5 separate regions of the Homo sapiens genome follow, and all the other regions are linked to region 3. A link is an interaction called in ENCODE POLR2A ChIA-PET data of the cell type or tissue named here. Cell type or tissue: MCF 10A. All regions are shown on one strand.

Region 1 (5,000 bases), 270 kb before region 3:
AATCTTTACTACAGTCTGAGAAGGAAGGAATGCATAAAGAAAATAAAATACCTACTAGGGTAATTATCTTGCAAGTCCATGCTGGAACTGCCTGCTGGGTCTGTTAGGGTCACAGCCTGTATCTTCTTAACCACTGTGTACACTGTTTCCCTGATCAAGAGGAAAGGGCACACAAAAATTGAGTAATGACTTTATTTATGTTTTATTTATTTATTTATTTTTGAGATGGAGTCTCGCTCTGTCGCCCAGGCTAGAGTGTGGTGGCTCAGTCTCGGCTGACTCCAACCTCCACCTCCCGGGTTCAAGCGATTTTCCTGCCTCACCCTCCTGAGTAGCTGGGATTACACAGGCATGGACCACCACGCCGGGATAATTTTTGTATTTTTAGTGGAGACAGGGTTTCACCATGTTGGCCAGGCTGGTCTCAAACTCCTGACCTCAGGTCATCCGCCGGCCTCAGCCTCCCAAAGTGCTGGGATTATAGGCGTGAGCCACCATGCCCAGCCTAAGAGTAATGACTTTAAAGAATAGCAATAAATAAAGGGATGCATCTCTACTGCACAGAAGTAATAAATGAAGTTGTTTAAAAAAAAAAAAAAGCTAAAGGAACAATATAAAGTGAGTCCTTTATATTTGATCTTTATTGGATCAGGGCCCTATTTAGTGAATTACGCAGAGGAAGTCTGTAAGAAAACTCGTGGGCTCCGTAAACAAGAAGTGGGCGTAGACTTCCCTCAAGCAGTGTTCCAGAACTTGGGTGGTCTTGTTGTGACTGGTGTCATCCCACCAGTTACCATGGCTGGTCAGGCAGGTCTGGCTGGCTAGGTAAGTGCTCCTTCCTTCCTCCTTTCCCAACCCAGCTGTATGTGATCTTCTGAGCAAAAGGACCATCTTGCTACATGGAGGAGTACTCTTGTCACTTAAACATGAACTCTAGAGTTCTGCTGCTGTGACGCCTCAGAAGCCTCAGGTCCAATCTGAATTGATGGTCCAGTTCCAAGTCTTCACTCAGAAAAATCTGGATCATGAAAAAAATCTTGAGGTGGGAATTTCTTGTGCCCTTCAAGAAGTGTGATAAAGCCAGGGGAGTCCAAGAAGCAGGTGCACTGTAGAACTAGCTGGGCCAGAAGCACCCATGGCTGGTGGACACATTAGCTCTCAGGCTATTCACTGGAAATGAAGCAATTTCTTAACAGCCTTTATTTAGTGATTTGCATCTTAGAGAAAAGCAATAAATGGAATCCCACTCTGTCACCCAGGGCGGAGTGCCGTGGCATGATTTCGGCTCGCTGCAACCTCCGCTTCCCAAGTTCAAGCAATTCTCTTGCCTCAGCCTCCCGAGTAGCTGGGATTACAGGCTCATGCCACCATGCCTGGCTAATTTTTGTATTTTTAGTAGAGACAGGATTTTACCATGTTGGCCAGGGTGGTCTCAAACTCCTGACCTCTGATCCGCCCATCTTGGTCTCCCAAAGTGCTAGGATTACAGGCGTGAGCCACTGTGCCCAGCTGTAGTCCTCTTTATAACCATGTACCAAAGGCATGTGCTGCAATTGTTGCTTTTATTTAATTGTTGCTTTTGTTATAAAAGTACTTGCTTTTAGTCCAGTCATAGAACCTAGTATTTAGATAACAGTTTTTACAGTGTCTGTGATGAGAGAGCCAGTGTTAGAGTGGGAGGACTGTACTGGAACAGAAATTTTTATTCTAGTTCGGTCTGTGGCCTTGGGCAAGTCACTTAATCTGTTCAAGGTCATTTCCTTTATTTCTTCCAGGGCTTTTTCAGCTCTGAAACTGGACGGAGGATTTATCACAGCATCTCTTAGCCTCCTGGGAGAGAACTTAGCTGCTGGGTGTGAGAGAAGCAGGACACAGGGCAGGATGCGGGCTTTGTGGGTGTGGGTGGAGGAACCCTGTGGGCAGAGACTGGATGTGCTTGTGGACGTGTGCAGATTTCTCTGGCTTGCTGTCGTCAACCTCCCCTTCGGCTGCCGCAGTCCAAGTTCACTGAGAACTTCTCTTTATATCCTAGATGCTGTCTCCTCGTGACTCATCTTCCTTCTTCACAGATACCTCCTCTGCCTTCCTGCATGGACAGGTCTGTCTTGCCTTGATCAGGCAGATCTCAGGAAGTTCCAATCAGGAAGCAGCTTTAGTTTCCCCACTGTTGCCCTCCGTCACGCTGTGACAGCGTGTCTTCCCGGGACGACTGCCTTCAACCTGGCAGAACTCCTTGCTTTCTGGACACTTTTGGTTATTGGAACTGCTATTAAAGGTTCATTGCAGTCCAGAACAAAATATCACTCTCTCCAATTTACATGCTTTCGCCCTCTACCCAGCTCAAGTTTGCCAAGCCCCTCTCCTTGCCTATTCACCCTGTTAGTTTTCCCAGTAGCCACTCAGGGAGGAGGAGTAAGACAAGAGAAACTGGAGTTTTGCTTATTGGGAATTGTTTGTTGGTCTATCATTGTTGGCCTCTCTTGGCTGCTTGCAATGAGGATGTATGTCCAGGTTCCAGCTCTCCTTATGCCATCCTTTTTTCAGAGACATCCCCTCGATTTTAGGAAACTCTGTACTTTGCTGTTCCCTGATGTGGGTTATAAACTCTCTGGCTGCCCTTTTGCACCACCTGCCTGCCCCAAAGCTTTTGATCCCAGAAGCATTCCCTCGAGATTCAGACTTCTCTGCCTTTCCTTCCTCCACCCTTTTTCATCAGGGACCTTTCAAGATGTCTCAAGGCCAGCTGTCTTCCTGGTAGCTTCCTGGGTACCTCTTGCTCCAGGGGAAGGCATATCCATGGGTTACTCTGTTCTGGAGGTACAGGATGTGTTCACTGCCCTCCTCACTTTCAGCCAGGGACCTCGGGAAGCCTCCCACATTCAGTCCCTCCTGCACATGTCCAAAATGCTGGGCTCAGGAACAAGAGCTCCCTTGTGCCCCTGGGGTGTAACATGAAACAGCTGCCATTGGGCTTTGATGGGCAGAGGTGCCAGTTATTTAATATAGACTGTGAGGCTTTACTTGAAGGACAGTTTCATGGCAGGAGAGAAATTGTCAGGTTCTATTGGACCAAAAAAACCCAAAAACCCACAAAGCTCTGTTTTAAAGTGAATTGTGAGCATCTGGGGAGAAAAAAAATCCTAAAGAAATCAAACACTTTGTGGCACTGTTCCCAGCAGAGGGTGCTCTAGAATGAAGATTGTGAAAATGCATCATCCCTTTAGAAAGGATTAAGGAAAAAATGCCCAGCTTCTTTGTGATTATCTCCCTAAATCCTATATTGAGAACCTAATTCTGTTATACCTAATTCTTGAAAAGTTTTTTTTTCAAAAGTAATCCTGAATCTTAGTATCTGTTGTGTCTCCATAAGCCATTTTTATATGTTCACCTGTGAACCCTAGTAATTAAAAACATATGTATTACACATATATTAACATATAAAGTGTGTTGCCTGATGCTTGACTTATAGTAGGCATGCAGTGAATGTTAATTTCCTTACTCTTCCCATGTCCCCTGTGGAAGTTCATGCACATGAAGACCAGCAGGGTCTCACCTTCCAGAACAGACACAGAAAAGTCCAGTGGTGTTCCTGGTGGGGGGTCCCTGCCTCCTCTGCCCCTTGCTGGTTGGCTGTTTTTGACTTGGACCAGTAATTGCTCAGTAGCCCTCTTCCCAGTTGGCACAGTCCATATTTATTCCCCAAGTACTTAGCCCTTGCCTTGTGTCCACCACTGTTTCATTAGCACTGCCTTATGTGATAATATTCACCGTGCTGATAAGCACACAGGAAAATCTCAGCAGCATGGTTGGGAAGGCAGAAAAGTCAGAAAGCCAAGCTAGAGACGTGGATGTGAGTAAAGCAAGAAGGCTGTGCCGCTCTTCATACATAAAACAATCCTGCAGAAGAGAGTTGTTTTTAGTAGACATGTTGGATTTGTTGATCAATCGCTTTTCTTACAGAACACTTGTTTTTCTCAGCAAGGAAGAAAATAAGACAAACCGTAGATACTTTCTTTGTGAGATGGAGTCTCGCTCTGTCGCCCAGGCTGGAGTGCAGTGGTGTGATCCTGGCTCCCTGCGACCTCCATCTCCTGGGTTCAAGCGATTCTCGTCCCTCAGCCTCCCGAGTAGTTGGGATTAAAGGCGTACGCCACCAAGCCCAGCTAATTTTTGTATTTTTAGTAGAGACGGGGTTTCACCATGTTGGCCAGGCTGGTCCTGAACTCCTCACCTCAAATGATTCGGCTGCCTCGGCCTCCCAAAGTGCTGGGATTACAGGCTTGAGCCACCACACCCAACCCCAACAGTAGATTGTTGAATAACCAAATTTATCAAACAGACAACCAGCTAACTTAGAAACAGTAGTGCCTATATCATGTCAAGTCCTACATTATTTATTTTATTTTGTACGTGTTTTGTTTTCTTAGAATTTTCTGTTTTATCAGTTTCTGGCATACCGAGCAACACAACACACAGTATTTGGATTGATTTCTTTTTTTCTTCTATTGCTGTTGTACCACACTGTACTGGGAAAGCTGGGTAACTTTATTTGTTAAAATTATTAATGCATACTCACATGTGCTTATGGCTCCCCTGTATGTCTGTTACTGGCATTGCCCCTTATTTTTATTACAAATCCATAAATGAGTTTCATATATGAAAAGTCATCATTGTAGGTGGTTAGTTTTAAAAGTTTTCCTAAGTGTTAGAAAAATAATATTAAAGGGATGTTGCCATGATTCACAACTATTATGAAAGGAATTCAAAAGATTTATATAAAATAAATTTGATAAAGTCTCCTGCTCTGAGAATAGCATGATTAACTCTCAAAGCTATTAAAATCCATTTTCACTCCTTTTGTTCATTTCCAGGACAATTTCAAGTGTCACTGCTTTTTAGAATGCTTTTTTTACGTGCAACTAATTCTTTTATTATAACATATAAAAGAAAATACCTTCCTCAGTTTGAAAGTGCATGTAGATTCAAATAATGAAAAAACT
Region 2 (5,000 bases), 88 kb before region 3:
TCTCTCTCTGTCCAATACACCCTAATATTCCCGTCCCCACTATGGTGATTTACCTCTTCATTTTGTTTACGGTGTGTGTGGAGCGGGGGTGAGAGAGCAGGCGTGCAGTTGCCTTGGTTCAGCAGCCAGCCCATCGCTCCTGCCTAGTGTGACTGTGAATACTAGGTGTATGTTACAACCGGGAGCGGTGTACACTCGGGGAACCGCATCTTTGGAAACTTCGGTCCGTAGCGGCCGCTAGGATTCTCCGCAGCCCCGCACCCCGGTGGCCGAACCGCCTGCCCCGGCCCAGACGCAGCCGCCGCGCCCGCCCACCCGGCTGCGCCCCGGGGCGCGCGCCCGTGCCCGGCACCCGCCCGCGCCGCCGCGCCGCTCCGGAGCCCGCTGCGGTCACGCTGCGCCCGGCGCCGCAGGGTGGGCGGCGAGGCACTCACGAGGGGGACGCTGAGGGCTTCCGCGCGGGCCACCCGGGTCAAGCGCGCTCCGCCGGGAAACTTCTGCGGGCGCCGGGCTGAAGCTCCGGGCAGGGCTGGGAAGGAAAGGTAAGAAGGTGAGCCCGGGGGCGCTGCGTCCGCCGCCTTCCGGTGCTGTCCGCACCCTCGCACCTCGCGGCCGCTTCGGGCAACTTAGCGGGCGCGGCTTCTGCTGGGCCGCCGACCCCTGCGAGCGCTTGCGTCTCGCTGCCCCGCGCTGCCCGCGCCGCTCCCTTCCCGGCTCCGGTCAACTCCGCGCCCTGGGGTCCGGGGTCTGGGGTCCCGGCTGTGTCGCCGCTCACAGCTCGGAGGTCTAGGGGATCCTTTGCTGCGGTTCCTATCCGCGCCGACCCCTGAAGAACGCGAGTCGTATGCCCTAGAGGCTTCTGGGCGAATATTCCTCCCAGATCTTTTCCTGCAGGTCCTACTCTGGCCCCAGGCACCCTGGAGCCGAAATAAACAGGCCAGTTTTGCAAGGGAGAAAAGCCGTTCCTAGGGGCCCTTGTCAGTCCTGGGGAAGTCATGCCAGCGCCGGGAGTTTCCTTCCCCCCTACTCCCGCCCCCGGTCTGTAAGCAAAGGGCCTGACTGGTGTCAGTGCTCTCACACTGTTCTCACAGAGTTGGGGGTACAAAAAAGCTGCCTCATCAAAGGTCGCGCGGACCTGTTTTCTCCATTTGGGGATCCCCCTGCCAAAAAAGAAATTTGCCAACCCCTAAATTGTCTTATCACCATGTCGGTTACAGTGGTATAGTTTTGAGGGTCTGTATTTTAGGCAAAGATGAAAGGCACAACCAAAATACAGTAAGAGGGGCAGTGCCAAAAATTTAGCCAGAAGACATTTGCAGAAAGTGAAAAATTCTGTTTGTAAATAATAAATGGAAAAGTAGAATTAGAAGCCCACTTTTGGACGCAATTTGATTTACTAAACTTCGTTGCTTCCTGACTTTTCACTCTAATTCCGGTAGTTAGATATTTTGAATTTGCAAGCCTACAAACTGCAATTGAGTTTTATAGCAGCCTTAAAAAATTATTGTTGCCTGTTCATACTAAGTTTAGTGGCTATTTTTTTTCCTTCTTGTTTTTAATTCTACGGACTGTTGCATGAAAATATCCTCTTGTGAGAGTACAATAACTTGGCATTGTTCTTTGTGACAATAGAAAACCAAACAAGAACTACATGAGACAGAAAATATAAACAAAAAATTGGATCTCAGTTTCCATATTCGCAAAATGAAGAGCTCTGGCTGATCCCAGATTCCAGATATCTCTGAGGTTCTGTCCTGAAAAATCTGTGTGTGTGTGTGTGTGTGTGTGTGTGTGTGTGTGTGTGTGTGTGTCTTCAGGAGTTTGGGATACAAATATTAATTGAAATCTAAGATATTCTCTGTCCTCAAAATTTTATACATTTAAATGGGAAATATTTGATAGTTGAGTTTCTTTAATCATATCAGTCCCTCAAAATAGCTGAATCATGGTGCATCTTCTGCCTCTAAATGGTTACATTCTATGCTATTAAATAAAAATGTGTCATGGGAAACAAAAGTCCCATACTTTTCACCACAAGACTGACTAATACGGTTGACACACTAGAGCACTGATGCCTGCTTATTTTGAAACAGTCTCCAGGAAGAATTAAGAATGTTATGAAGCATTTGCTACAGTATGTGAGCATAACACATAAGCAACATGGCAGGCAAGAAATTTCAAAACTGCTTTGGAAATATCCATGATAGATCTGAAAGTCTGTAAACTGCAGTTGAGATCACATTTTGTAATTATGGTCATTGGTCAGTTGGGATTATGAGCTCCCTCGAGAGAATGTCCCTCCAATTAATAGAAGAGTATATCGAATCACCGATTCGATTGTTTTAAAGGAAGAGAGAAAATGTTTCTCCCTTTTATCTAAGTAGTTATAAGAAAAAGTCTTACAAGGAAAATTACATCAGGTGTTTTCTAAATTAAATAAATAACCGAAAGTTCCTGACTGAAATTACCTATAAAAATGCAGGGTCCTCCTCCAACCCAGAGAATCCAGGGATTGATTCACACAGACTTTTAGCGAGACTTTCTTACTTTGTGTTCTTCAACAGAATAATAACCTCCAGTGACTCTGGCACACTGAAATTGGCTAGGATGGGATCATGAAGGAAGGTGTTGTGGGGTAGTATTGGAAGGACAAGCAACTGGCTAAGCTTACAGAAGAATCTCCATCCCTCTGAGCTTCATCTTCCACTCTGAACAATGCTGACAATAGTATGTAGGTTTCAGAGTTGCTGTGACTCCTAAATGGATCTGTTTTAGGAATTAGTACCTGCACAGAGAAAGAGCACAGCTGATCTTGGTTCTTCCTGTCTTCTTTGGAAGGTGTTTGTTTCCTAGCTGAACAAATTGCAGCTGAACTGTAGATAACAGCTTTTGCTTTTAATTTCAAAATTCTGTGTGGCAAAATCTTGATAATTGTTGAATCTGGGTAACAGGTATATGGGAATTTGTTGTATACTATTTTCTCTATTTTTGTATGTGTTCAAAATTATCAGAAAAAAATTTAAGTGTGAATCTGAAAAAAAAACCCCACACTTTGAGTTATTTCTAGTCCAGGATTTCATTTTACATTGTCTGTTTCATTTTACATTGTATTTTTTAATTAGTGAATATTTAAATATAGAGAAATATAAATTATGTACTATATAGGGAGTGGATGGGCAGCGACTGGTCCTGGAGAACAATCCATGGCAGTCTTCAATTTTTTGTGTGGAATATTTTTTATTATGAAACAATCTAAAGAAAATATGACAGTGTTGATGGTTGTTAATTCTGGTTGTTGGGTTCATGGATTTTTTTAAATGTTTATATTTAAAATTTTTTTACATTGGTATAAAATCACCATATTGTTTCCCAAAATCATTATAAGAATACAAATAATGCAGCTGTTTTTAAAAAGGTAAAAATAGTTTCTATCCCACTATCAAGATATATTCATCTTTAACATGAAGTGAAAATCATTGCGTATGTCTTTCTATTTTTACACAAATAGGATATGTTGGTCGGGCTTGGTGGCTCACGCCTGTAATCCCAGCACTTTGGGAGGCTGAGGCGGGCGGATCACCTGAGGTCAGGAGTTTGAGACCAGCCTGGCCAACGTGGTGAAACCCCGTGTCTCTACTAAAAATACAAAAATTAGCCAGGCGTGGTTGCGTGCGCCTGCAGTCCCAGCTACTTGGGAGGCTGAGGCAGGAGAATTGTTTGGACCTGGGAGGCGGAGCTTGCAGTGAGCTGAGATCGCGCCACCGCACTCCAGCCTGGGTGACAGAGCAAGACTCTGTCTTAAAAAAAAAACGATATGTCAAAAGATTAAAAAGAAATGCTTTTATAAAAAATAGAATTGTTAAATAAGCAGGAGGCCATTAGCCTGAGTCTTTCTCCCTACTTTGAGTCCCTGTGTGAAAAACTAACTTTGTACATAAACGAACAGAAAACTAACTCAACAGTGTATTTTTTGTAATAGCCAGGTTTCAGCCAATCACAGGCGGCCAGCTCATCACATTATGCCCAAATAAAGCAGATGCAGAGCTGTAGCCAATCGAGTGATTTTGGTTTTTTACTTCTGTCATCAGTGTATAAAAACTGCAGCTCATGCTGCTGGATAGAGCTCTGTGAACCTCTTCTGGTTGTGAGTGCTGCCTGATTCGTGAGTTGTTTGTTGCTCAGGTAAACTGTTAAATTGAATTTATCTAAAGTTTTTCTTTTAACAGGATGATACTATATATGCTTTTTAAAATAAAAAAATTATATTTTAACAGAAGAAACTGTAGTGAAAGTGAAGGAATTGCTGAACTTGACATCAGTATTTCTTCATTCTTAGAGATAAACAAGTCTTCCAAACTAAGAGAAAAGTTTCTGAATACATCTTGAGATCAAGATTTTTTAAACATACATTAATTTAGACAGTCAGAGGCTCCCTGTTATAAAGGATGGAGCACTGGGCACTCTTACATTACCTATAGTTTCACTTCTACTCATATCCCAGTTTTTATTCTTTCTTTCTTTATTTATTTTTTGAGACAGAGTCTCACTCTGTCACCCCAGGCTGGAGTGCAGTGGTGCGATCTTAGCTCACTGCAACCTCCGCCTCCTGGATTCAAGCAATATCCCTGCCTCAGCCTCCCAAGTAGCTGGGATTACAGGCATGCACCACCATGCCCGGCTAATTTTTGTATTTTCAGTAGAGATGGGCTTTTACCATGTTGCCCAAGCTAGTGTCAAACTCCTGACCTCAGGTGATCCTCCCACCTCTCCTCCCAAAGTGCTGGGATTACAGGCATGAGCCACTGCGCCTGGCCTATTTTTTATTTTTTTAATTTTGGAGACAGGGTCGCATTGTGTCACCCAGGCTGGACTGTAGTGGCATGATCACAGCTCACGGCAACCTCAGCCTCCCAGGCTCAAGCAGTCCTCCCACCTCAGCCTCCCATGTAGCTGGGACTACAGGCATGCACCATGGCACCCAGCTTTTTTTTTTTTTTTTG
Region 3 (5,000 bases):
TCCAGTGCACTCTGGGCAACGGAGTGAGACCCCATCTCAAAAAAAAAAAAAAAAATCGCTTCTGTCGTCCTGGAGACCTAATTTTTTTCAACGTGCTTCCCACTACTTTTGTTGTTCTCACCTGATCTCTTCTAACTTTTCTTATTAGTGCTGATATGTTTTGTTAGTAAGAACAATTAGGTGTAATGGGAGATAGTGAGAACAGCATGTATTGAGTGCCTATTATTTACCAGAGGCTGCATTTAAAATACATGATTTAGTATTTTCACAACAATTCTGCAAGGTAGTTATTATGATCACCACTTTGCAGAGGAGGAAACTGAAGCTCAAATAGATTGAGTTTACCAAGACAATTCAAGTCACAAAGCCGGGACTTCCTCCTGGACCCCTCAGACTGAGGCCTGCCTGTCTGCAGCCCTCTTTCTCTCCCGTGCCCCTGGAGGTTGAGTGTGAGGCCACCAGTGTATCTGGTTCCCAGCTCCTTTCCTTAGGTTATCAAGGAGTTTTCATGCTAAAATAGAAAAAGGTAAGACTTTCTATTCTTTGTACATGTATTTATATAGAGGGGCATTTTCTTAGGAAAAAAAATTAAAATCTGACATTGGCCTTTAAAATGATTACCAATTCCTGTGAAAAAATGGGGTCCTAGTATATTTTGTCCCAAACTGATTTCTTATCTACATTGTTTACCTCCACTTGCCTCATAGATGGAAGCAGCTGAAAAGCACAGGCCTGAAAAAGGAGGCAGAGTCCTGTCCTGGACGTGGCTTGGAGGTGGGACAGAAGCGGTTCTGAGTGCCGGCTCTGACAGTGTGATCTTAGGCAAATTGTGAAGCCTGCAGAGCCACTGTGTCCTCACATGTACACTCGAACCTTTCCTAACACATAGCTTGCACCCAGTACATGTTTGTCCTCCTCTTTCCCTTTTTCCTTTGTCAAGTCGAATCCTTAAGCCTTCTGGAATCTTGGCAGCCACAGTCCTTGTAAAGAGCCTTGTAAAGGTCAGTGCCAGGACCCACAGGACGGACAGGGCAGGGGATTATTACCAAGGCTCCTTCTGCTTACAGCAGAAATGGCTGGAGGCATGGGCGGCCCACACTCTCAGCTGCAATCGCTCTGGACCTGTTTGCCTGGGGCAGAGAGAAGAGCCAATTCCAACTTAGACAAGTGGCTCCAGAAAGCACTGGGCAGAGAGGAGGCTGCAGAGACCTCTCTGAGGCAGCCAGTGGATGGAAAGCACTGGTGTAACAGTGAAACAAGAAAAGAACTAACACAACTAACTCCATTTGTTTAAAGGGCCTGTACCCATTCCTGCACGTAGCCTAGGATAATTTTAGAGAACTAAGATAAAACACAAAAACAGCAATCCTGTAGCTTTTGAAACCAGCTCTGGGAATAAAGGGGAAGTATATATATTTTAAAAAGCAAATCAACTATTTTGTTAAAGGTTTACAGGAGCATTGTGACCTGACCAAGGACAAGGAAGTTCTGAACCTCCTCAGACCCTTGCTAGCACTCAGACGTCTGTGATTATTGGTCACCTCTTGATCCAAAAAAGTTATGCTGAGGATAACTTTCTTTTTATTTTGAGACAGAGCCTCCCTCTGTTGTCCAGGCTGGAGTGCCGTGGCGCTATCACAGCTCACTGCAGCCTTGATCTCCTGGCTTCAAGCGATCCTACCACCTCAGCCTCCCAAGAAGCTGGGTATACAGGCACGCACCACCACGCCTGGCTAATTTTTGTATTTTTTGTAGAGATGAGGTTTTGCCATGTTGCCGGGGCAGGATGCTGCTGCTGCTGTTAAGGACCACATTTTGAGGTCCTCTTGACCACTTTGAGGTCTGATTGTTTGAGTCCACCCCCTGCCCCCATTGGGCAGATGAAAAACACAGCCAGGAAAATTGAACCCAAGAAAAACTAGAACCCACGTATTCTTGTTCACAGTCCAGTTAAAAGCAACTTGTATTTATTGGCTCCTGGCCAGTAGTTTTCAGACTTTTTATAAAACGGTCACTCAGGGAACCAGTTAAAAGTCTAGCTCCAAGAGCCCACCCTCACAGATACTGACACAATGCACCTGCCGGGACAGTGGGTTTAGCCTGGGCTGCACGTTGGGATTAAAGATTCTGATGCCATTCATCTGGGCATTGGGAGTCTTAAAAGCTCCCAGGTGATTCATATGGATAGGAAGGTTGAGAAACTCTGGTCTGGGGTGAGGTCCAGGAGCTTCCCTTGCACAAACATGCCAGGTGATTGGGTGGAACTCCTGGCAGGTCCAGGCTTCGCAGGCTAGTGCATTCATAGCCTTGCTTCCCACTGTAAGAAACACGGCCAGGCGCAGTGGCTCACGCCTGTAATCCCAACACTTTGGGAGGCCGCAGCAGGTGGATCACTTGAGTCAGGAGTTCCAGACCAGCCTGGCCAACATGGTGAAACTCCGTCTCTACTAAAAATACAAAAATTAGCCAGGCATGGTGCGCACCTATAATCCCAGCTACTCAGGAGGCCGAGGCAGGAGAATCACTTGAACCTGGGAGGTAGAGGTTGCAGCAGTGAGCTGAGATTGCACCATTGCACTCCAGCCTGGGCAACAAAACCAAAACTCTGTCAAAAAAAAAAAAAAGAAGAGGCCGGGTGCGGTGGCTCACTCCTGTAATCCCAGCACTTTGGGAGGCCAAGGTGGGCGGATCACGAAGTCAGGAGATTGAGACCATCCTGGGCAACATGGTGAAACCCCATCTCTACTAAAAATACAAAAATTAGCCGGGCATGGCGGCATGTACCTGTAATCCCAGCTACTTGGGAGGCTGAGGCAGGAGAATCGCTTGAACCCGGAAGGCGGAGGTTGCAGTGAGCCGAGATTGTGCCACTGCACTCCAGCCTGTGCAGCAGAGTAAGACTCTGTCTCAAAACAAAAAACAAACAAGACCAGAGAAACACAGTGGAGCAGGATGAGAGTGAGAGTGGGTTTGGAGAATGACTAGTAGAAATGGGTGGCATGGATGGAAACATTCAGACAGAAGCAAATGTGGGCAATCACATTGGTGTGTGATTTTGATCCTTTCAACTCTCCTACTCACTTCCTTGTCTTCTTGGCACTTCCTAAAGAGTCAGAAGGAAGCTTACTGCCTGGTTCTGGTGACTGGAAGAAGAGAATGATTCAAATCAGAATTCTGAGGTGTCTTTCCTAGCTAGCTCCAAGCCAGGTTATAGCCCAAGTAGTTAATGTAATCTCCCTGAACCCATCTGTAATATAGGAATATTGATATCTGCCATCTTAATCTTAGGAGGGTTTTGTGAGAATTAAATTTTAAAGCACCATGTCACCGATAAAGCACTATAAAAGTAAAAGCTATTATTACATTAATCAGTGATACATAAATGGAAGCTGAAGGTAAAAGATGTATTTCTTCATTAAATTATACCTGAAAACTCTTTTCAGAACTTGTATCTAGAGACACACATTTAAATCAAATACTTAGAATACCTGGGTGTGATATCAGCATTTTGACAAGATATTGTTTCTTCTCAAATAATGGAAGTATGGGCAGCCCTATTAAGATGTCTGAGTGAGAAGAGGAACATCAAAGTTTTCAGTAATAAAACCCCAATGAAGAAGTCTTGCATTTCTTTTTTTTTTTTTTTTTTTTTTTTTTTTTTTTTAGTGACAGTCTCACTGTGTCTCCCGGGCTGGAGTGCAGTGGTGTGATCAAAGGCACTACAGCATCGAACTCCTGGTCTCAAGCAATCCTCCTGCCTCAGCCTTCCAAGCAGCTGGAATTACTGACACAAGCCATCATGCCCAGCTAAGGTTTTGTAGAATCAGGCTGTATTCGTCCGTTTTCATGCTGTTGATAAAGACATACCTGAGACTGGACAATTTTACACAAGAAAGAGGTTTAGTGGATTCACAGTTCCACATGGTTGGGGAGGCCTCACAATCATGGTGGAAGATGAAAGGCATGTCTCCCATGGTGGCAGACAAGAGAAGGGAGCTCGTGCATGGAAACTCCCCTTTATGAAATGATCAGATTTCGTGAGAATTATTCACTATCATGAGAACAGCATGGGAAAGACCCAACCCCATGATTCAGTTATCTCCCACGGGGTCCCTCTCACAACACCTGGGAATTGTAAGAGCTACAATTCAAGATGAGATTTGGGTGGGGAAACAGCCAAACCACATCACAGGGTCTCACTATGTTAATCAGGCTGGTCTTGAACTCCTGGCCTCAAGAGATCCCTCTGGGTTGGCCTCCAAAACACTGGGATTAGAGGTGTGAGCCACCATGCTTGGGAGAAGTTTTATATTTCTTATAGCTTGAAAGGTGGGGGAGAAACATATGGGGTAATAATGCAGTATGATTATTTAATGTAATTGAATGTTTACAGTCCTGTGGTTTCTTATTACAAGAAGACTTTTAGAAATACTTTTTTCTAGACAAGTTACAAATACCTGATTATCTCTTCAGTATTGTGAGCTCTGTGTTGACAGCCCCTGTCTTCTGCATAAGAGCTCAAAAGGCATTACTTATAATTACACATTTTTTCAGTCAGAAATTTTCCTAGGTAAGTTTATCAATCATGTGGATATTCAGGTACTCAAAAGAGTATTATAGCTATGAGGGGATGTAAAAGAAAATCTGTTTCAGAGAGCAAGTGAAGAGTGCCCTCTGGTGGTGTCAAGCAACAACTGAACTGTATCATGTTCAATCTTTATTCAGAATTACTGAATTCCAGTTCTTCTACATTCTTAAAAGTCGGACTTTCACCTTAACCATAAGGAATTTTTACACTTCTAAAGGCCCACTGCACAGTGGAGTACATTATGACATACTTTTTAGATTGTGTTATTTAGGACATCTTTTACATAAGCCTTGAAGATAATTTTAGTAAGGACAGTGTTCCATTAAGAAATAATGTCTTACTAAAAAGAAACACTGCAGGTTGTCAATATGGTCCCTTTAAATGGGATCTCTTTTTAAATTATGTTTTAGTT
Region 4 (5,000 bases), 280 kb before region 3:
CTTCTAGTGACTTCTTTATGGAATGTTTGCTATGGACAAAGCCTTGATGGGCGAGAAGCTAAATTAGGCATGAGACCTGCCTCAAACAGTCATTGAGTTTTCTAAGAGTGGTATTATAGGGAAGTTATCACAAAAGGAGTAAACATTCAGATTATTTTTGTAGTATATGATTTTTAAACATACTTTTCAAATCAAAATGTTTTATTTAAATTTTTCTGAAAATTTTCTGATATATATATATATATATATATATATATATATATATATATATATATATATATATATATATAAACAATTCAAACACTCCAGTGCTATGTAGAATAAAAGGTGAATATGTTTCTTTTTCCTATCACTTTCTAGACTCTTTTCTGCATTTACATACATATGAGCCTAGATACTTTATAGGACCTACAATGGTTAATGAGTAGGTTCTGTGAAATTTTAAACAAATGAAATTCCACGTAAAAGAATAGGAAACCTCTAATAATAGTTGAGCTTCTTAAAATTTTCATTACCCAATAACGTTTAGCAAACAGCCTAAGAGGAAATCTCTGGTGTCAGAGTCTCCAATAGGAGGTGTTGTATTGAATGCTTTACATACTTCATAATTAAAAAAGCTAATATGAAACACAAGTATTTGCCAGGAAACATTCCATAGTGATTAGAACATTCTGCCAGGGCCCTAAAGGACTGTACATGGCACGACAGTCTATAGACATGTTGCTTTTCCTTTCACAATTTCTTGTGGAATGTGCACTCCGGGCGCCTTCACTGCAAACCCTCAGGCTTTATTTACCTAGGCTTGTAATGGTCAGACAGTGTGGACATTGCACAGGTAATGCTTCAAAAATGAGGCTGTAACAAGGGATTTTAGATAATTTGGAATCAATCTCCCAAATTACCTAATGACTACAATTTAGTTCTATTATATGGTATGTGTCATAATTCAGTCATTACTCTAAAAGCAGTTTCCTTTTTCTCCTTATTCCCTTTAGAGTATAAATGAAATATGACAGAAGTCCCAGATGAGCTCTGCTTTTAACTGAACTGCCTATTGCATTATAAAAATTTCAAAATGAAAGCATTTTAGTAGGCATATAATCTAATATTTCATTTTATAGACAAATTAAGACCTGGAGAGGTTAGGAAGCTTGTCTAAGGTTATAAGGGTAATTCCTGTAAAACTTGGGCTGAGCCCCCGGGATTCCTCACTACCAGATTCCTATTCCTTTTATTGCCACATTCTACCTCCGTGTTATGAAAGAGAGCTTTGTTAGATGGCATAAAGGACCGTGGAGTTGTGTTCCGTGTTTGTCACTGGATGATTTCTCCTGTGTCCCATAGGTTATGCGTTCAGCGAAGATGGTGAATATTTTGCCTATGGTCTGAGTGCCAGTGGCTCAGACTGGGTGACAATCAAGTTCATGAAAGTTGATGGTGCCAAAGAGCTTCCAGATGTGCTTGAAAGAGTCAAGTTCAGCTGTATGGCCTGGACCCATGATGGGAAGGGAATGTTCTACAACTCATACCCTCAACAGGATGGAAAAAGTGATGGTGAGTGAAGACTTCAGATGAAGCACATTTTTCACAAAATGAAGTGTGACTTCAAGTGACTGAAAAGAGATGCTGAACCCTACATAGAGGTTGTGTGGTCCAGAACCATGTTTCCTCAAAGGATGTTGTATCAGTTGGCTTTGCTGTGTAATAGACCCCACCAAAATGTAGTAGCTTAGAATAATAAACATTTGTTTTTGCTATGAGCCTATGGGTTGGCCAGGTAGTTCTTCTGGCCTTGGCTGAGTTCTAACATGTATCTGTGGTCAGCTGCAGGTTAGTTGGTTCATCTTGGCTTGGCTCTTTTACATTTCTGGGCCCTCAGCTGGGACGACTAGCAGACTAGCCTGGGCTTGCTCACATGGCAACTCAGTAGAATTGCAAGACGGGGAGCTGAATGACACAGCCTTCTTAATGCCTAGGCTTGCTCCTGGCACGTCAGATTTGCTGCATTCTGTTGGCTAAAGCAAGCCAGAGGGCCAGCCCCTTTTCAATGGGTGGAGAAATAGATACAGGGAACTGCGGAAAAATGAGATCATTATTACAATCAATCAGTCCCTTATAGATGTGTTATATCTCCTAAGGAGATTATGGAGAAGGTGAATTTTTAAACCGAACCAAGCTATTTGATTATGTTGAGTGATTATAAAACTTTACTGCTACAGTAATCGCATATTCTCCTCTGATCAGAAGTTATAGGTCACCTGTTGGTTGCCATTTATCTTGATACTTTTCTCCTTGTTACTTTCTGGACACACCTTTATTGTTCTTCTCTTTAATTGCACAAAGATCCTGTTGTGTTCAAGGGGTTCCTCCCTCTTTGCTCCTTCACTTCTAAATTTTCCCAGGCAGGAAGGGCTATGTACCTTGTACCTTACTGGTACAATGTGTCATTTTCTTCCTTTTGCTACCCCACATTTCAACGTGGTATGTAGCATTTTCTTGTTATGTTGGTTGGTCTTTACAGGTAAGTTTTACAATCCCTGTGTTAGAGATTAGGAGCTTGGGCACAGAGGCTCAGTAATTTGCTGGAGGGCTGGGATCTGGCAAGAAGCACAGCTACTCCAGTGCTTTCTGCTGTACCTGTTGTCCCCTTATCATGACTTGTTGTATCTTTGTCATCTTTAAATATCCTTGCTTTCTTTTCTGTTTTTTTTTTTCCCCCACAATTGAATTGAGAATAAGGCTACAGTGTTTTTCATCTCTTGGCTATGTTTAGCTTTTTCTGCCTTTTGATTAGGCTACATCAAGACCTTTTTTATAAATTCGCCAATGAATTACAAGATGAGCTAAAAGTAGGTTTTTTATTCAAGGATGTTGGCTAAAGAAAGATGTCTGCGCTCTGGAAACGAAATTAGCTGCTTGTGTTAAGAGTGCCCCAGAGTTAGAAAATGTTAGTTATTTCCACCTTCTGGGAAACAAAAAAAGTATAACTGGCCAATTCATGTTAGAGAACGTTATTACATTAACTTGTAAAAAACAAAAGTTATTATTTACCATCAGCTTTCAGTGGCACAAAATAATAATAATTAGTAATTGTGATAGATATAAGAAAGCCAACATCTCAGTAGCCTCTCAGACTGTGATGGGAGCCTTACAAATGAAGCTAAGCAATTCCTACCATGTGCTTCTTACCAGTGTCCCTGAAAGCTCAATGACAATCACTTAAGTGCCATGAAGCTTTTTTTACATTCTGGTATTATCTTATGTTTTTCCCTCCCTTGCCCTGAAAGCTTGGTACGTCATCATAATGAAAAAAAGAAGTTCAGCCTCAAAGAAGCCTCCAAAATCAGCAAATATGAGTTAATTACTTTCAGTTTGATATTCAACCAATGCTTAACCTTTTTTTTTTTTTTTTTTTTTTTTTTGAGATGGAATCTCACTGTGTCACCCAGGCTGGAGTGCAGTGGCGTGATCTCAGCTCACTGCAACCTGTACCTCCCGGGTTCAAGTGATTCTCCTGCCTCAGCCTCCCAAGTAACTGGGACTAGTTAGCGCCATGCCTAGCTAAATTTTTTTTGTATTTTTAGTAGAGATGGGGTTTCACCATATTGGCCATGCTGGTCTTGAACTCCTGACCTTGTGATCCTCCCACCTCGGCCTCCCAAAGTGCTGGGATTATAGGCGTGAGCCACCACGCCTGGCCGATACTTAACTTTTTAAAAAGTAAAGTTTAGTTTTTAGAACAGTTTTAAGTTAACAGCAAAATTGAGAGGAAAATACAGAGACTTCTCATGTGCCTCCTGCCCCCACATATTCATTTTACCTCTCTTATTATGAACATTCCCCACCAGAGTGGTACATTTGTTTTTCATTGGTAAATCTACATTGACACATCATTATCACCCAAGTTCATAGTTTACTTTAGGGTTTGATTTTGGTGTTGTACATTCTGAAGGTCTGAACAAATGTATAGTGACATGTATCCAGTGTTGTAGTATCATACAGAGTAGTTTCCCTGGCCCTAAAAATCCTTTGTCTTCTAACAATTCATTCCTTTCTCACCCCAATCTTTGGCAGTCACTGATCTTTTTACTGTCTTTATAGTTTTGTCTTTTCCAGAACATCCTGTAGTTGGAATTAGACAGTATGTAGCCTTTTCAGATTGGCTTTTTTCGCTTACTGATAATACATTTAAGTTCCCTACAGGCCTTTTCCCAGCTTGATGGCTCATTTCTTTTTAGTGTTAAATAGTCATTGTTTGAATGTGCCACAGTGTATCCATTCACCTACTGAAAGAATGCTCAGTTGCTTCCAAGTTTTAGCACTTATGAATAAAACTTCTGTAAAAAATCTGTATGCAGGTCTTTGTTTGGACACAAGTTTTCAACTCCTTTGGGTAAAGGAGCATGACTGTGGGATCATGTGGTTAAGAGTCTGTTCAGTTTTATAAGAATCCTCCAAAACTTCCAGAGTGGCTACACCATTTTGCATTCCTGCCAGCAATGAATGAGAGTTCCTCTTGTTCCACAACGTGGACAGCATTTGGTGCTATCAGGGTTCTGAATTCTGGCCATTCTTACAGGTGTATAGTTATATCTGAATTTTTTTTTTTTTTTTTTTTTTGAGATGGAGTCTCACTCTGTCTGGGACTAGTTAGCGCCACGCCCAGCTAATTTTTTTTTTGTATTTTTATAAATATCCAGGCTGGAGTGCAGTGGCGTAATCTCAGCTCACGGCATCTTCTGTCCCGGGTTCAAGCAATTCTTGTATCTCAGACTCCCAAGTAGCTGGGACTACAGGTGCATGCCACCCCACCCGGCTAATTTTTGTATTTTTAGTAGAGACGGGATTTCACCATGTTGGTCAGGCTGGTCTCGAACTCCTGACCTCAGGTGATCCACCTGCCTCGGCCTCCCAAAGTGCTGGGATTACAGGTGTGAGCCACCACGCCCGACCATATCTGATTGTTTTAATTTGGATTTCCCTAATGATATATAATGTGG
Region 5 (5,000 bases), 260 kb before region 3:
GTGGAGTTACTACCTTCTTGCTTTGGGAGAAGAGAGGTCCCTGTCAGGGGCTACCAGGCTTCCTTGTACTTTTTTTTTTTTTTTTGAGACGGAATCTTGCTCTGTCACCCAGGCTGGAGTGCAGTGGCGTGATCTCAGTTCACCGCAACCTCCACCTCCCAAGTTCAAGCAATTCTCCTTTCTCAGCCTCCCAAGTAGCTGGGACTACAGGCGCATGCCACCATACCTGGCTAGTTTTTGTATTTTTCATAGAGATGGGTTTCACCATGTTGGCCAGGCTAGTCTCGATCTCCTGACCTCATGGTCCATCTGCCTCGGCCTCCCAGAATGCTGGGATTACAGGCGTGAGCCACTGTGCCTGGCCTTCCTTGTACTTTTGATAGATACCTTTCTCTCCAGAGTTGCCCCCTCTCCTCCTTTCCCCCATTCTGATTTCCATTTCTCTCCATACAAAAGCACTTTGTGTGAGGATCCGTGAGCTGCATGAGATTAGAGATGTTGCCTGTCTTGTTCCCCATGGAGTTGCCAGCACCTAGAGCAGTCCCTATTGGACTCACAGCAGGTGTGTACCAGCTTGTCTCGAATGACGTGTCCCTTTAGGGATCCTTGTGCTCAGGTGGCCTTGCTTGATAAGCCCCCCTCCCTCTGTAACGGTTACTGCCTTCTGAGCATTTTGAATCTTTATCCCTGTGGCTTCCTAAATATTTTTTCATTAAATTTTTGTCCTTTATTAAGCACTGAGAATGATGGGTTCTTTTTTTCATTCCTTTATATTGTGTGAGCAGAAGATTTTTGATTCTCTTATTCTGTTGCTTAACATCAAAAGTGAAGAAGTATCAAGGTAACATTAAAGACACCAGGCTAGCATGACGTTTTTTAGTTCTGGAGTAGAAAAGACAGCTGAGTCTTGACTCCTATGATCCTTGATGTGGTTCATGCCCACAGATTTGTTGAAATTAATTATCCTGAACCTTACAAGAAAATAATTTGTCTGGATTTTCTTATATTTTCTATACCTTCCTAATCAATATTATTTATTTTGAAGTATGTATATACTTTGTTTCCTAAGTTTGCTATAACCCTATTTTATTTATTTACTTTATTTAAATATAAAATAGAGATGGAGTCTCACTATATTGCCCAGGCTGGTTTCGAACACGTGGGCTCAAGCAGTCCTCCTGCCTCAGCCTCCCAAAGTGCTGGGATTACAGGTGTGAGCCACTGTGTCTGGCCTTATTTTTAATATATAAAAAGTTGCCTTATATACTTTAGTTACATAGACAAAATTCAGAATAAATTTTTGAATATTTTCTGCAGTATGGGTATCAGAGCTCAGAGCTGTCTCTTTTCTCTCAAGTCTGTGGACTTTAAAAATTTACATGAAAACTTAAGTTTCTGCCTTAAAAATATAAATACATTTAACTCAGGGATACATTTCTAAATAATTTTATTAGAAAAGCAGAAGATACTAATAACTTCTTTAAAATTTAACTTTGGTTACTTTTGTTGTCTACATTATAAACAACTGTATGTAAGGTTCAGTTTAAAATGTAGGAGTACCTAAATCATATATTTAGTTATGAATTAGACATGCATTAATGTCCTACCCTGTGCCAGGCACTGTGTTGGGCACTTGTAATGACACGTGGTAGCCCCTGCCCTTCAAGTGCTCCCCATCTGCTGGATGGTAAGATGTGGATATCATCAGTTTGAGGGAGTGTCTGACGGGCTGTGGCCCAGCGCACAGATCCATGCTCAGACTTCCTCTCTCTTCTGTTTTCTTTCTTTTTTTCATTTTCTTTTCTCTTTGGTTCTTTAATTTTCCAGTAGAAAGTCAGGTACTTTATTCCCTGCTTTATAGGATAATAGCAGCAAAAAAGGAGCTGACCATTAGTCCCTGTTCTGAATACATTTTTTTTTTCTGCACCTTCCGCCTCCTGGGTTCAAGTGATTCTCCTGCCTCAGCCTCTCAAGTAGCTAGGATTATAGGTGCCTGCCACCACACCCAGCTAATTTTGTATTTTTAGTAGAAACAGGGTTTCGCCATGTTGGCCAGGCTGGTCATGAACCCCTGACCTCAGGTGATCCGTCTGCCTCAGCTTCCCAAAGTGCTGGGATTACAGGCATGGGCCACTGCACCCGACCTACATTTAAAGTTAATTATATCAGAGATTTTTAATAGAATTCTTAAGAAGTGATTGTTAGGCAAAAAGAACCGTAAGTCTGAAATCTTTTTTGTTAGTAACTTAACAACCTCCTTCAATATAGGCATCCTTAAAACGGGCCTAGAGCGGTCTTTTCTCATGTCACAGCATTTATGAGGAGTTTAGGGAGAAAAGGTGCATGGTGGTGACATGCTGATTTCTATAAGGAAATATCAGCTTACCTGGGATTTGCCCAGACTTTCACTAACCTGTCTGTGCTTTTTCCTTTTTTTGCTAAAAGTTTGATTGTTTTAGATTGATAAAGTATTCAGTACCTACCATATTTTTATTTTAAGGCTTTTGTGTCATTAAAGAAAATTGGCTTTTTCCTGCATTAGGAATTAAATTTGCATTACATGCTAACACATAACCATAAAAGGAAATCTGGTATTTAGCAGACATGTAGATTGGTCATTTCACCATCTCTGACTAATGCAGCTCTTATTTTTAGGTAGCAGAGATGATACTGACTCTTTTGTTCTTGCCTGACAGGGCTGGACATTCTTTGGGCGTAGAGTGGAAAAGGGGAGATAAACATTCGAGAAGCTTTAAGCAAAGGAGCTGTCCAAAGCTTAGCAAAGTCATCTGAGTGCTAAAAGCAAACCTCTCTGAGGAGGGCCTCAGAGAGAAGACAGGGAGTTTGTAGGAAATCTGTGTGTCAGAGTGGGAATGCAGAAAAACGAAAAAGAATTGGGACATCAAAAGACAGTATAAAAACAAGACCCAAAATAGGAAATCTGATATAAAAGACAAAATACTAGTGATAAAATGAGTATTTATACTAATTTTAAAATGTTCGGTTTACTTTTGTCACTTGAACACTGGGGTTATTTGGAATAATAGTTAATACTGTTTATGTAACATTTCCTGTGTGTCAGGTTCTGAGCTACAAATGTAGGCCTCTCATTCAGTCTTCTCAACAGCTTCCGAGGAGCACGGATTATTATCCCCAGGAAACTGAGGCTGGTGAGGCCAACTAGCTTTCCTAATGCCATTTAAAGATTTGGATCCATGTCAGCTTAACTCCCAAGCCTGTGTTCTAACTGTTAATCATGTGGCAGACTGAGACAGAAGGAAGTCATTCAGGACAACAGCAGCCCATGCGCCCTGCAGCCTCAGTGCCTGACCACTCCTTGCATTTGTTGTCGTGACATGTCCAGCCCTTAGAGTTTTTGTAAAGTATAAAAGCACTTTAGCTGCCATTATTAGGGAGCTTGCACAGCATTTTCTATGACATGTAGTTAATATAGTTTAGTTGATGATTTTTCAAAGAAAGTAATAAAAGTATGACTTTGCTCTAGGAAAAGCATAAGACAATTTATTTTAAACTAATCTTCACTCAATAAATGAATCAGTCCCCACCAAGAAGCAGGTTTATAAAAAGTAATTTTAACATTTGAATGCAGAGAGGTTTGGGAATTGAAATTTCTTTTGGCTTCAGAGTGAATAATGCCACTTTATAGACAAAAGAACCTCAGAGAAGGTAGGCAAAAAATGAAATGGTTAAAGAGTTAAATCATGTTTCTTTTTAAAAAGTAATTTTCCTGTTTTCCATTTAAATCAACAGTGTTCTAACTTGTGAGTAGCAAAAATGAATGAGCCCCATTGTTGAACTGAAATACCTTTTCTCTTGATTTATTTCTCTACCAAAGCCCTGTAGAACAAGGTTTCAGGAGAGCAAAAGAATTTCAAGAGCTCTCATTTAAAACATCCGGCCCTGTGAGGGCCTATACTTTGGACTATTTTTCCAATTTTATAGCTAGACTTTTGTGAATCCAGCCACATTCCTTATTCTGAATGAGCTTATGACTTGTAGTATGTATTTATGGCTAAGGTTAATGCTTCAGAATTTGGTGGCAGACAATAATGTACACCGTTCTGTTGTTTTTTGTTCATTGGAGCTTGAATGATTTTTTTTTACTTTTTATTAAATTATACTTTCAGTTTTAGGGTACATGTGCACAACGTGCAGGTTTGTTACATATTCATACATGTGCCATGTTGGTGTGCTGCACCCATTAACTCGTCATTTACATTAGGTGTATCTCCTAATGCTCTCCCTCCCGCCTCCCCCACCCCACGACAGGCCCTGGTGTGTGATGTTCCCCATCCTGTGTCCAAGTGTTCTCATTGTTCAGTTCCCACCTATGAGTGAGAACATGCAGTGTTTGGTTTTCTGTCTTTGCGATAGTTTGGTGAGAATGATGGTTTCCAGCTTCATCCATGTCCCTACAAAGGACATGAACTCATCCTTTTTTTTTTTTTTTTGAGACGGAGTCTCACTCTATCTCCCAGGCTGGAGTGCAGTGGCACGATCTCGGCTTACTGCAAGCTCCACCTCCCAGGTTCACGCCATTCTCCTGCCTAAGCCTCCTGAGTAGCTGGGACTACAGGCGCCCGCCACCACGCCTGGCTAATTTTTTTGTATTTTTTAGTGGAGATGGGGTTTCACCATGTTAGCCAGATGGTCTCGATCTCCTGACCTCATGATCCGCCTGCCTCGGCCTCCCCAAAGTGCTGGGATTACAGGCGTGAGCCACCGCGCCCAGCCGAACTCATCCCTTTTTATGGCTGCATAGTGTTCCATGGTGTATATGTGCCAGATTTTCTTAATCCAGTCTATCATTGATGGACATTTGTGTTGGTTCCAATTCTTTGCTATTGTGAATAGTGCCGCAATAAACATACGTGTGCATGTGTCTTTATAGCAGCACGATTTATAATCCTTTGGGTATATACCCAGTAATGGGATGGCTGGGTCAAATGGTATTTCTAGTTCCAGATCCTTGAGGAATC

Evidence for each region. Peaks named below come from ENCODE experiments on the same cell type or tissue, not always from the same donor. Only the 100,000 strongest peaks of a DNase experiment are listed, where the experiment ranks them.
Region 1: POLR2A ChIA-PET joins it to region 3 with 10 read pairs; 6 of 35 experiments call an interaction of 5 or more read pairs at or near these places.
Region 2: POLR2A ChIA-PET joins it to region 3 with 20 read pairs; 3 of 35 experiments call an interaction of 5 or more read pairs at or near these places.
Region 4: POLR2A ChIA-PET joins it to region 3 with 11 read pairs; 5 of 35 experiments call an interaction of 5 or more read pairs at or near these places.
Region 5: POLR2A ChIA-PET joins it to region 3 with 15 read pairs; 2 of 35 experiments call an interaction of 5 or more read pairs at or near these places.

What each region holds. Positions count from the first base shown.
Region 1 is chr6:105,361,479-105,366,478 of GRCh38, reverse strand. All of the region lies in intron 6 of PREP (prolyl endopeptidase), which reads left to right. Among named protein-coding and RNA genes, the nearest start is that of PREP, 39 kb to the left of the region's middle. In MCF 10A, a CTCF peak has its summit at 3,173 (motif pointing right); a DNase peak (open chromatin) is centred at 2,038.
Region 2 is chr6:105,175,375-105,180,374 of GRCh38, reverse strand. POPDC3 (popeye domain cAMP effector 3) reads left to right here and starts at 361. Exons shown (of 4, transcript NM_022361.5): 1 at 361-542. In MCF 10A, no CTCF peak of the experiment used is centred here; DNase peaks (open chromatin) are centred at 984 and 2,034.
Region 3 is chr6:105,087,453-105,092,452 of GRCh38, reverse strand. No RefSeq gene overlaps it. Among named protein-coding and RNA genes, the nearest start is that of POPDC1, 47 kb to the left of the region's middle. In MCF 10A, CTCF peaks have their summits at 4,496 and 4,701 (motif pointing left); DNase peaks (open chromatin) are centred at 2,232 and 4,652.
Region 4 is chr6:105,369,923-105,374,922 of GRCh38, reverse strand. It overlaps PREP (prolyl endopeptidase), which reads left to right. Exons shown (of 15, transcript NM_002726.5): 5 at 1,345-1,554. Among named protein-coding and RNA genes, the nearest start is that of PREP, 31 kb to the left of the region's middle. In MCF 10A, no CTCF peak of the experiment used is centred here; DNase peaks (open chromatin) are centred at 712 and 1,912.
Region 5 is chr6:105,343,964-105,348,963 of GRCh38, reverse strand. All of the region lies in intron 7 of PREP (prolyl endopeptidase), which reads left to right. Among named protein-coding and RNA genes, the nearest start is that of PREP, 57 kb to the left of the region's middle. In MCF 10A, no CTCF peak of the experiment used is centred here; a DNase peak (open chromatin) is centred at 2,683.